Regions from separate parts of the Homo sapiens genome. Here region 1 is linked to region 2. A link is an interaction called in ENCODE POLR2A ChIA-PET data of the cell type or tissue named here. Cell type or tissue: A673. All regions are shown on one strand. Links, peaks and the distances in the headings refer to the core of each region. The heading gives the core; the rest is flanking DNA.

Evidence for each region. ChIA-PET counts read pairs that join two places held together with the same protein. Peaks named below come from ENCODE experiments on the same cell type or tissue, not always from the same donor. Only the 100,000 strongest peaks of a DNase experiment are listed, where the experiment ranks them.
Region 1: POLR2A ChIA-PET joins it to region 2 with 10 read pairs; 9 of 35 experiments call an interaction of 5 or more read pairs at or near these places.

What each region holds. Positions count from the first base shown.
Region 1 is chr10:23,417,791-23,423,174 of GRCh38, forward strand. No RefSeq gene overlaps it. Among named protein-coding and RNA genes, the nearest start is that of OTUD1, 19 kb to the right of the region's middle. In A673, for the core only: no CTCF peak of the experiment used is centred there; no DNase peak of the experiment used is centred there.
Region 2 is chr10:23,367,548-23,372,931 of GRCh38, forward strand. No RefSeq gene overlaps it. Among named protein-coding and RNA genes, the nearest start is that of C10orf67, 25 kb to the left of the region's middle. In A673, for the core only: no CTCF peak of the experiment used is centred there; DNase peaks (open chromatin) are centred at 1,514, 1,884 and 2,754; H3K4me3 peaks cover 784 bases; H3K27ac peaks cover 3,031 bases.

The DNA of each region.
Region 1 (5,384 bases), core at 299-5,298, 50 kb after region 2:
ATAAGAGCTCTGAAGCCTGCTGCGTAGAGGCTTCCTCTGCATGATAAAATCTTGATCTCCACAACCCCTCATCTTAACCCAGATACTCCTTTCTATTGATCCCAGATCTTCAGATAATGACTCTTTCAACCGGTTGCCAACCAGAGAATCTTTGAATCTGGCCAGGGGCAGTGGCTCACGCCTGTAATCCCCACACTTTGGGAGGCCAAGGTGGGGAGATCACTTGAGACCTGGAGCTCGAGACCAGCCTGGCCAACATGGCAAAACCCCGCCTCTACTAAAAATTAAAACATTAGCCAGGTGTGGTGGTACACACCTGTAGTCCCAGCTATTTGGGAGGCTCAGGCACAAGAATCACTTGAACTTGGGAGGCAGAGGTTGCAGGGAGCTGAGATTGCACCACTGCACTGCAGCCTGGGCTACAGAGTAAGACTCTGTCTCAAAAAAAAAAAAAAAAAAAAAAGAAAGAAAGTTTATTTTGCCAAGACTAAGGACACATGCCTATGACACAGCCTCAGGAGGTTCTGACAATATGTGCCCAAGGTGGTCAGTGCACAGCTTGGTTTTACAGATTTTAGGGAGATGTCAGACATCAATCAACATATGTAAGATGAACCTTGGTTAGGTCCAGAAAGGTGGGACAACTCAAAACAAAGGCAGGACGGCATAGGGTAAATAAGACAAAAGTGTTTGCATTATCTTGAGGTTCTAATTAGCCTTTCCAAAGGAAGCAATTAGATATGCATTTATCTCAGTGAGCAGAGGGATGACTTTGAAAAGAAACGGAAGCAGGTTTGTCCTAAGCAGTTCCCAGCTTGATTTTCCCTTTAGCTCAGTGATTTTTGGTGTCCCAAGGTTTATTTGCCTTTCATACATTTATAATCATGTCTTTGTTCCAGCCCTCAAAATTCAATACGATTGAATAAATATCCTTTCCACCATTTTGTAGGCCCTGAAATGAAAAGAAAGATGTAAGAGGCATTCATATATTTACACATAGTAATTGCATATTTCTGTTTTGGTTTGAGTCTTATTGGATATATGTAAACTTCCTCAAACTGAAAGAATGTATTGTTCTTATGAGAAAATGTAAGTTCGTTGATTTACGTGATTTAAATGTTGATTTATTCAACAATCACTGTACTAATGGAAAGCCCAAATGAAGATTCAACAGGGAAAAGATAACCATCATTTCCTTACCTGAAGAGTCTGTAATCTAGGAAATGGGCAAGTAACTGCATGATGCATTTATAAGGCTTGGTACGTTCATGGGCTGTTAAGCACAGGCTGTTATAAATGTAGACGAGAGGCAGACTTGCAAGGAAGCAGCATCATTGAAATTGAGACCTTATAGATGAACAGGCATTACGCAGATGAAGAACGTCCAAGCAAAGGAAACAGTATGTACAAAAGCCTAGAGATTAAAGAGACAGGGCCTATTTAGGGGGAATAATGTTGTTTCCTATGAGTGGAAGATAAAGGAGAGACACACGGTTGAGTGCTGAGAGAAGAGGGCTGAACAGGAAGCTAGACCTGGTCACCAAGAACACTGCAAACTGTATTAAGAAAAGCAATGACGCCCGGCACGGTGGCTTCTCATGCTGCCCATGGTCCCAGCTACTTGGGAGGCTGAGGTGGGTCAACTCCTGAGCCAAGGAGTTCCAGGCTGCAGTGAGCTATGATCGCATCACTGCACTCCAGCCTGGGTGACAGAGTCACATAGGATCTTAAGCAGAAGGATAACAGTATGAGATTTGTGCTTAAGAGATATAATAATAATGATGATAATAACAATAATGATTGCTAACCATTCCCTGTGTAAAGAATATGTCAAATAGTTTGCTAAATGTTTTACATCATACACTTTGTAACATATGTTTCAAGTAAGATCACTGTGGCTGACAACAAAAGCTTTACAAATTAAAATAGAAAGCAGAAAAGAGAAACATTTTTGTTTGCTTAAATAGGGCTTTGCTCCATAATTACCAGCACAAGTGTGGCTTATATGAAGTGTGAACCTTGGCTAAAGAGATGATGATTTCACAATGTAAACAAACAGGGCACTTTTCATTCTGGGAACACAGAATTATTTGGAAAAAAATGGTTAAACTATAGTAAGTAGGTTTGATTTATGTTTAATCTATTTTCTCATAGTGCAGGGAAATAACTATGTTTGCTTAATAATTGTGTGTGTGTACTGAGGTTAGTGGAGATTCAGTGGAAAGTCCTTGGAAGAATATTACAAATGGGCCAGGCGCGGTGGCTCACAGCTGTAATCCCAGCACTTTGGGAGGCCAAGGCAGGCAGATCACCTGAGATCAGGAGTTCGAGACCAGCCTGGCCAGCATGGTGAAACCCCATCTCTACTAAAAACACAAAAATTAGCTGGGCGTGTTGGTGCACGCCTGTAGTTCTGGCTACTTGGGAGTCTGAGGCACCAGAATCGCTTGAGCCTGGAAGGCAGAAGTTGCAGTGAGCCAAGATCATGCCACTGCATTCCAGCCTGGGAAGCACAGTGAGACTCTGTCGCAAAAAAAAAAAAAAAAAAAAAAAAAAAAACTACTACAAATGTTTACCTTAAGTCATGAAGCTATACATAAAGGTTTTGAAAAGACATAAAGCTATCAGAAGGATAGCATCTTTTACTGATAGCTTTTTCAAAGGCATTATTGAAATGATTAGCTATAGAAATTCTCATAAAGTTACTTTGCAAGCCACAGGCTAGATATGCTCCCAGAAATGATATTAAATATTTTTAATATTTATTAATATCAGAAAGAATTCAGGTCATGGAGCTGGAGGCTCCTTGCTGGTTTCTGAGTGCTGTGTAGATTCAGAGATCTAAGAGAGGGACCATACAGGCACAAGGACATCTGGGGACCTTGGAAGCCATAGGATGTTGGCTGTTCACCAACGAATATGGAAGTATTTCAATATTTTATTTCCAATCTGTATGACTATACCAGTAGCTGTTAGCTGAATATCAGCTGTATGTGTTTTTTGTTTGTTTGTTTGTTTCTGTTCGTTTGTTTGTTTGTTTTTGAGACAGAGTCTTGCTCTGTCGCCCAGGCTGGAGTGCAATGGTGCAATCTCGGTTCACTGCAACCTCCGCCTCCCGGGTTCAAGCCATTCTCCTGCCTCAGCCTCCCGAGTAGCTGGGATTACAGGCGCCTGCCACCATGCCCAGCTAATTTTTTTTATTTTTAGTAGGGACAGGGTTTCACTATGTTGGCCAGGCTGGTCTCGAACTCCTGACCTCATGATCCACCTGCCTCGGCCTCCCAAAGTGCTGGGCTTACGGGCGTGAGCCACCGCACCCAGCCTTATCAGCTGTGTATGTTTCTGGTTTTAGTATGAATAGGAAGAGTTATATAAAGATGGCATGATGGTAATCACATGTATAAGGTTACAAGAAAAATATACTCAGAGAACACTGCATTTGAAAACAACCAATAAATTTTATATCCCACAGATAGATTGTGTGGCACAGAAAATGAATCATGGCTGAGCACGGTGGCTCATGACTGTAATCTCCCCGCTTTGGAAAGCCGAGGCAGGAGAATCACATGAGCCCAGGAGCTCAAGACCAGCCTAGGCAACATAGTGAGACCTCATCTCAACAAAAAATTTCAAAATTAGCTGGGTATGGTGGTGTGCACCTATAGTCTCAGCTACTCAGGAGGCTGAGCTGGGAGAGTCACTTGAGAACCCACGAGGTTGAGGCTGCAGTGAGCCATGATTGTGCCACTGCACCCCAGCCTAAGCAACAGAGTGAGACCCTGTTTCAAAAAGAGAGAGAGGGAGAGAGAGAGAGACAGAGAGAGAGAGAGAGAGATTGAGAGAAAGAAAAAATATGAGTCAGAACCTCAAAACAGTGCATAAGCAGAACTCAAATCTAAAAAGTTTAATATTTAGCATAATGGGGATTTATTGTATTAAAACATTGGAAGAAACATAGTTTTGGTTCTCCACTCTATAGGATACAAAATTGACAGAATGAACTCTCATTTTCAGATATTTATTAAACTGAATATATAAGAATATTGGGAGCCAAAATAACTCTCTCTTTTTTTTTTTTTTTGGCAAGTACATCTCCTTGTCAAGGTGTATGGTGGGAGGTGATAGAGTAGAACTTGGAAAGCAAGGATATGTCAGGACTGCTCCTTGTTACTGCGTGATCTTTGACAAGTTCATTTATTAGAGTACTAGTCTAGCTTCTGTAAGATCAAAGAAGAGTGGCTTAAATAAAATACCTTAATTTATGTCTCTCTCACTTAAAAGTTCATGTGAGAACTTTTAAGTAGGCCACTTCATGTGGTCATCTGCAGACTTGGGTTTTTCCATGCCATAAATTATGTTTCTTATCTACATTATCAAAGCTGATTCAACACCACAAACAACGTTCCTGTCTGCTGGGAATGGGGAAAATACAAGGAAGTGGAAGAAACTCCTTTAAAAGGTATGATCTATAAGTTACAATCATTTCTGGGCACTTTTTTCTTTCTTTTTTGAGACAGGGTCTCACTGTGTCACCCAGGCTGGAATGCACTGGTGCAATCCTAGCTCACTGCAGCCTTGACCTCGGGGCTCAGGTGATCCTCCTGCCTCAGCTTCCTAAGTAGCTAGGGCTGCAGGCATGGCCACCACACCTGGCTAATTTTTTTTTTTTTTTTTTTTTGAGACAGAGTCTCACTTTGTCGCCCAGGCTGCAGTGCAGTGGCGTGATCTTGGCTCGCTGCAAGCTCCACCTCTGGGGATCATGCCATTCTCCAGCCTCAGCCTCCCGAGTAGCTGGGACTACAGGCACCCGCCACCACCCCTGGCTATTTTTTTGTATTTTTAGTAGAGACGGGGTTTCACTGTGTTAGCCAGGATGGTCTCAATCTCCTGACCTCATTTTTCACCCGCCTTGGCCTCTCAAAGTGCTGGGATTACAGGCGTGAGCCACCACGCCCGGCATTCCTGGCTAATTTTTAAAATTTTTTTTGTAGAGATGGGGCCTCGCCGTGTTGCTCAGGCCGCACATTTTGAAATAGTGGAAACTGGTCAGAGTAGTTAAAGGTGGCAGGTTTTGATAGTTGTTCACCACTGCATTCCAGCCTGAGTGGCAGAGAGAGACCTGTCTCGGGAGAGGAAGGGAAAGGAAAGGGGAAAGGAAAGGGGAAAGGAAAGGGGAAAGGAAAAAGGAAAGGAAAAAGGAAAGGAAAGGAAAGGGAGAAGAGAAGAAATGTGGAGAATGGAGAATTGTATTAAATGATCAGTCTGTAGAAACCACCTAGCCCAGCACCTAGCGCATATTAAGCAGTCAGTAGTAGTTAGTTCTTCCCTTCCTATCTTTATGCAACAGTAGCTCTGATGTTGTTCATAGGATTCTTGTTTCTATA
Region 2 (5,384 bases), core at 162-5,161:
TACTCAAAACAAACTTATTGAGAGCTATAGCATTATTATCCTGTTACGTTAATGAGAAAGCCTAGACATAGAGAGGTTATAGGATTGCCCAAGTTCACACAGCTTATAAGTGGAAGAAGGAGGATTTAATTAATCTGTCTGTGCCTAGAACTCATGCTCTTAATCTGTATGCATGGTATTTTAAACACATGAATTAGCAAATCAAAATGCATTAAAATAATATAATTAATAAAAATTCATTACATTATTAATTGCATAAAAACTTTATTATCTACCTACTATTTGCAAGGCACTTTTCTAGGCATTTGGAATAACATGCAGATGAACAATTTTCTTCACTGTTACAGCATATATTCGTGTGTGCACATAAACAATTAACAGATTAATATATAATATATCAAGTGGTGGTAAGTGCCATGGAGAAGAATGAAGCAAGAGAGGGAAATGAATAATGCAGCTAGTTGCAGCTGTTTCAGCAAATGTGGTTGGAGGCCACTCTAGAAAAGGATTTCCAACAGCTCAGAACAAAGTCACACAGAAGATATGTAGATGATGTAAGAAATGTTTTCTTATTAATTAGTAACTCAATTAAAAGGACATGAGCTGATAAAATGCAACAGCAAGCATTTACTAAAGGCTTGTCCAAGCTCAGGCCTAGAGAAAAACAGCAGGAAGTTCTGGGAGGTCATTCTACAAAACATGGCGATGGCTGTTGTAAACTCAGGGAATTGAGCTAAGTGAGCCCTGAAACAGCTGTCCTGCCCAACACTTCTGCCCTGTCCCCGCTCTGTTTCTGGCTGGTTTGCTGAGGTGACCCCCGTTACATGGCCCTGAGCAAGCTCCTCATCTCTCCAATGTGCAGTGTTACTTAGCAAAATGCTGAGAGCAGCACTAACCAGAAAAATCCGGTATCAGCTCCCCCAAAATCAAATATAAGGTCTGTGCAATCCACAGATCAACTCATGTGTGACCCACTAACTTTGCAAGGAAAATGTGCTTTTTATAGCATCTGGGTCAGACTCATTGAGTGGTGCATTGCGTTAAGGATTCATGCATTTCCCCCAGATTTTCTATTGCCCAGGTGGTAGGTTAGGCATTTAGATAATCTGGCTCAATGTTGTCTAAGAGGAAGGTTTTGGGAACACAATACCTAATCCTTGTTACTAAATCTTTATGAGAAAATGGGCTGAGAGAGAGCCACAGAACAAAGTTTTGGTTTGGTGTTTTGATTCCTGAAGCAAGGAGTTCTCTTTTAAGAAAAAAATAATAAATCAAGTGGGCATTGAGTGACATCTACCATCACTAGACTTTCTAAACAAGAATGAAATTCACCTATGGAGGCTGTAGATCTCTTTGCTATGTTCGTGTCTGTCCATGCCTTGCCTTTTTGTGTTTTCTCTTTCATTCTTTCTTTTTCCGTTGATAAATCACTCAATAACCATACACAAACTAGCAAAACCACATCCAGGACAGCTGGTTAACTGATATACCTTGAGGTTTTTGAAAACAAAACAGCTGAACACTTCCTCTGTGCCAAAAGAGAGGAAGTAGAGATTTTCCAGGACCCATTTAATCAGAATGATTTCCTGACTGGGGAGGTAAATTATCTATTCAGTCTTTCCCCTGTTCATCTGCTCAAAGACTATTAAAATATAGATGATATCTCAGAAAAATTAATGCAGATATAAAAGATTATTAAACTAACATTTAATTAACAAAGCAACAGTAGTTTCTATAAGCCACTACCTCTGGAAGGTCGTTTTTATCTCTCCGCTTCCCTGTCTTTGAGGCGATACTGTTCACAACTCTTTTAATGTTTGGATAAAGTCCAAGATGTTGCTGTTGGTATTGCTGAAGGTTAATTCTCAAACTCCATGGTTTGATTTGAGAAGGAAATTGTCAAGACTTCCTCTCTCTCAGGCTGGGTTTGGTTACTGGAACATTTAGGACACTTTGAGCAGCAGGTAACTGAACACCAAAATTAAACAATGCATAAATGCATTAGATTGTGAGCCTGCGAGTTTAGAGATAAGACACTATGTTCTCTGGAGGATTGGCTCAATTCAGTGGTTTTAACTCCACGTTCCTCCAACTCTCTGGACTCATCCTCAAGGCCTAGAGCAAGATGTCTGCAGCCATTCCAGGCCTCAGTTATACCAATGTCCAGAGGGAGAGAGGGTTTCCCCTCCAAAATTTCTCTCAAGAGTGTAGGGGAAGGGCCAGGCTCGGTGGCTCATGCCTGTAATCCCAGAACTTTGGGAGGCCGAGGCAGGCGGATCACCTGAGGTTGGGAGTTCAAGACCAGCCTGACCAACATGGAGAAACCCCCTCTCTGCTAAAAATACAAAAAAAAAAAAAAATAGCCGGGAGTGGTGGTGCATGCGTGTAATCCCAGCTACTTGGGAGGCTGAGGTAGGAGAATCGCTTGAACCCGGGAGGAGGAGGTTGCAGTGAGCCGAGATCGCGCCATTGTACTCCAGCCTGGGCAACAAGAGCGAAACTCCATCTAAAACAAAAGAATGTAGGGGAAAAAACCAATACCCTTTCCTCATCCATCACAAGGGTCATGGCAGATACTCCTATAACAAGAGACAGAGTAACAAGAGAAAAGCATCACAAATTTATTTAACCAAGGTTTACGTGACAGGGGAGCCTTCCAAAGTGAAGACCTGAAGACCCAGGGAAGACTGTGCTTTTGTGCTGAGTCTGATGGAAGAAGTGAACAGTTGCAGAGAAACAGGAAAGGGGTGTGATGTAATGGTAATAAACTTGTAGTGGTGGGAGCTTAGCAAGGCGTGCTTGTTCACATTCCTTTCTGTGTTTCTATTAATATAAGACATTCCCCTTTTCCATTATGTGCAGAACACAGGTCACATAAGGATCTTCAGGGTGCAGGGGGGACGGTGGGGAGGTAGGAGGTCAGTGAATGACCTTCCTAGGTTTTATGGCTTGCTTTGGGCAGATAAATTCTAGTTTCTATAACTCAGCTTGGGAGAGAAAGGGGAGAGGGAGAACAGAGGGTGGGAGAAGGTCAAAGAGACTTTGTTTTGGGGGCAAGTTCTCCCAATATCCTTCAGTTCAAAGTAGTCAGCATGCCAAGGTGTCATGATCTGGGGTACCATGTTCTGACCCCCAATAAGAGCATGAACAGACAACTCACAGAATTTGGGGAAATATTTACAAATCATATATTTAATCAAAGTCTGGTATCCAGGATATATAAAAAACATTTACAAAACTCAACAATTAAAATACAAATAGCACAATTTAAAGATGAAAAAAAACAGGTGTGGTGGCTCATGCCTGTAATCCCAGCACTTTGGGAGGCTGAGATGGGAGGATTGTTTGAAGCCAGGAGTTCAAGAACAGCCTGAGGGACATAGTGAAACCCTGTCTCTACAAAAAAGTTAGGCAGGCATGGTGGTACATATCTGTAGTCCCAGCTACTCAGGAGGCTAAGCCTGGGGAAGCCAAGGCTGCAGTGAGATGGGTTTGAGCCACCACACTCCAGCATAGGTGACAGAGCAAGACACTGTCTCAAAATAAGTAAATAAGTAAATAAAAATAAGACATTTAAAATTTTTTTAATTAAAAATTATTTTTAATGAAACAGAAATGGAATAGGTATTTCTCCAAAGAAGATATACAAATGGCCAACAGCACATAAAGAGACGTTCAGCCTCATTAGTCATTAGGGAAATGCAAATTAAAACCATAATGAGACACCACTTCACACATACTAGAACAGTGATACTCAAAAAAGACAAGCAATGACAAGTTTTGATGAGGATGCAGATAAATTAGAACCCTTGTATGTTGCTGATGGGAATATAAAATGGTGCAGTGCCTTGGAAAAAACAGTCTGGCAGTTTCTCAAAGAGTTAAGTGGTTTTTTCTTTTCTTTTTTCTTTTTTTTTCTTTTCTTTTTTTTCTTTTTTTGTTTGTTGTTTGTTTGTTTGAGACAGCATCTTGCTCTGTCACCCAGGCGACAGGTTGGAGTGCAGTGGCATGATCTCAGCTCACTGCAACCTTCGCCTCCTGGGTTCAGGTGATTGTCGTGCCTCAGCCACCCAAGTAGCTGGGACTACAAGCGTTTACTGGCATGCCTGGCTGATTTTTGTATTTTTAATAGAGACAGGATTTTGCCATGTTGGCCAGGCTGGTCTTGAACTCTTGGCCTCAAGTGATCCCCCGGCCTCGGCCTCCCAAAATGCTGGGATTACAGGCATGAGCCACAGTGCTCAGCCTTGAAAGAGTTAAATATATATTTATCAAATGTCCCAGCAATTTCACACCGAAGTATCTACCCAGGAGAACTGAAAACATATGTATACTTGGACACAAATGTTCATGGCAGCATAATCGCCAAAAAGTGAAAACGAACCCTGTATCCATCAACTAATGAATGGATAAACAAAATACATGCATATAATGGAATATTATTTTACTGTGAAAAAGAATGAAATATTAAAATATTCTACAAGATGAATGAGCCTTGAACAGATAATACTAAGCAAAAGGAGCCAGACAGAAAAAAATTATATGATTTCATTTACATAAAACATCCAGAATAGGCAAATTCATTGAGAGAAAAAGAAAACATTCATTTATGGTTGCCAGGGGCTACAGGGAGGGAGCAAGGGTATGAGGTTTCTTTTGAGAGAGGTGAAATGTTCTGAAATTAGTTAGTGGTGATAGTTGCACGATTTCGTGAATATGCTAAAACCACTGAATTTTATCCATCCTCAGGGTGCATATTATGATGTATCAATTATATTTCAATTTAAACAAAAAAAGGAGCATAAACATTTCTTCCTCGGAAGTTCTTTGAAAACCTCTCCACACTTGTCAATGGCCTGAGCAGAGACACATGAACCAAGACCAGCGACCTTGGGATGCCCTGTGTCCAGTGAGTTCGGCTTGTGGGTCCTAATGGGTATTAGCCTGTTCTTTCACTGCTATGAAGAAATACCTGAGAGGGGGTAATTTATAAAGAAAAGAGGTTTAATTGGCCCATGGTTGCACAGGCTACACAGGAAGCATGATGCTGGCATCTGCTTGGCTTCTGGGGAGGGCTCAGGAAGCTTATGATCATGGCAGAAGGTGAAGGGGGAGCAGGCATGTCACATTGCCAGAGTGGGAGCAAGAGAGAGCAAGGAGGGAGATGCTACACATTTGTAAACAACCAGATCTTGTGAGAACTCTATCACGAGAATAGCACCAAGTGGATGGTGCTAAACCATTCATGAAGGATCAACCCTCATGATGCAATCACCTCCCACCAGGTTCCACCTCCAACACTGGGGACTCTAATTGCACATGACATTTGGGTGGGGACACAGATCCAAACCTTATCACTGAGTGACTTAGATTCCTCAGGGCCC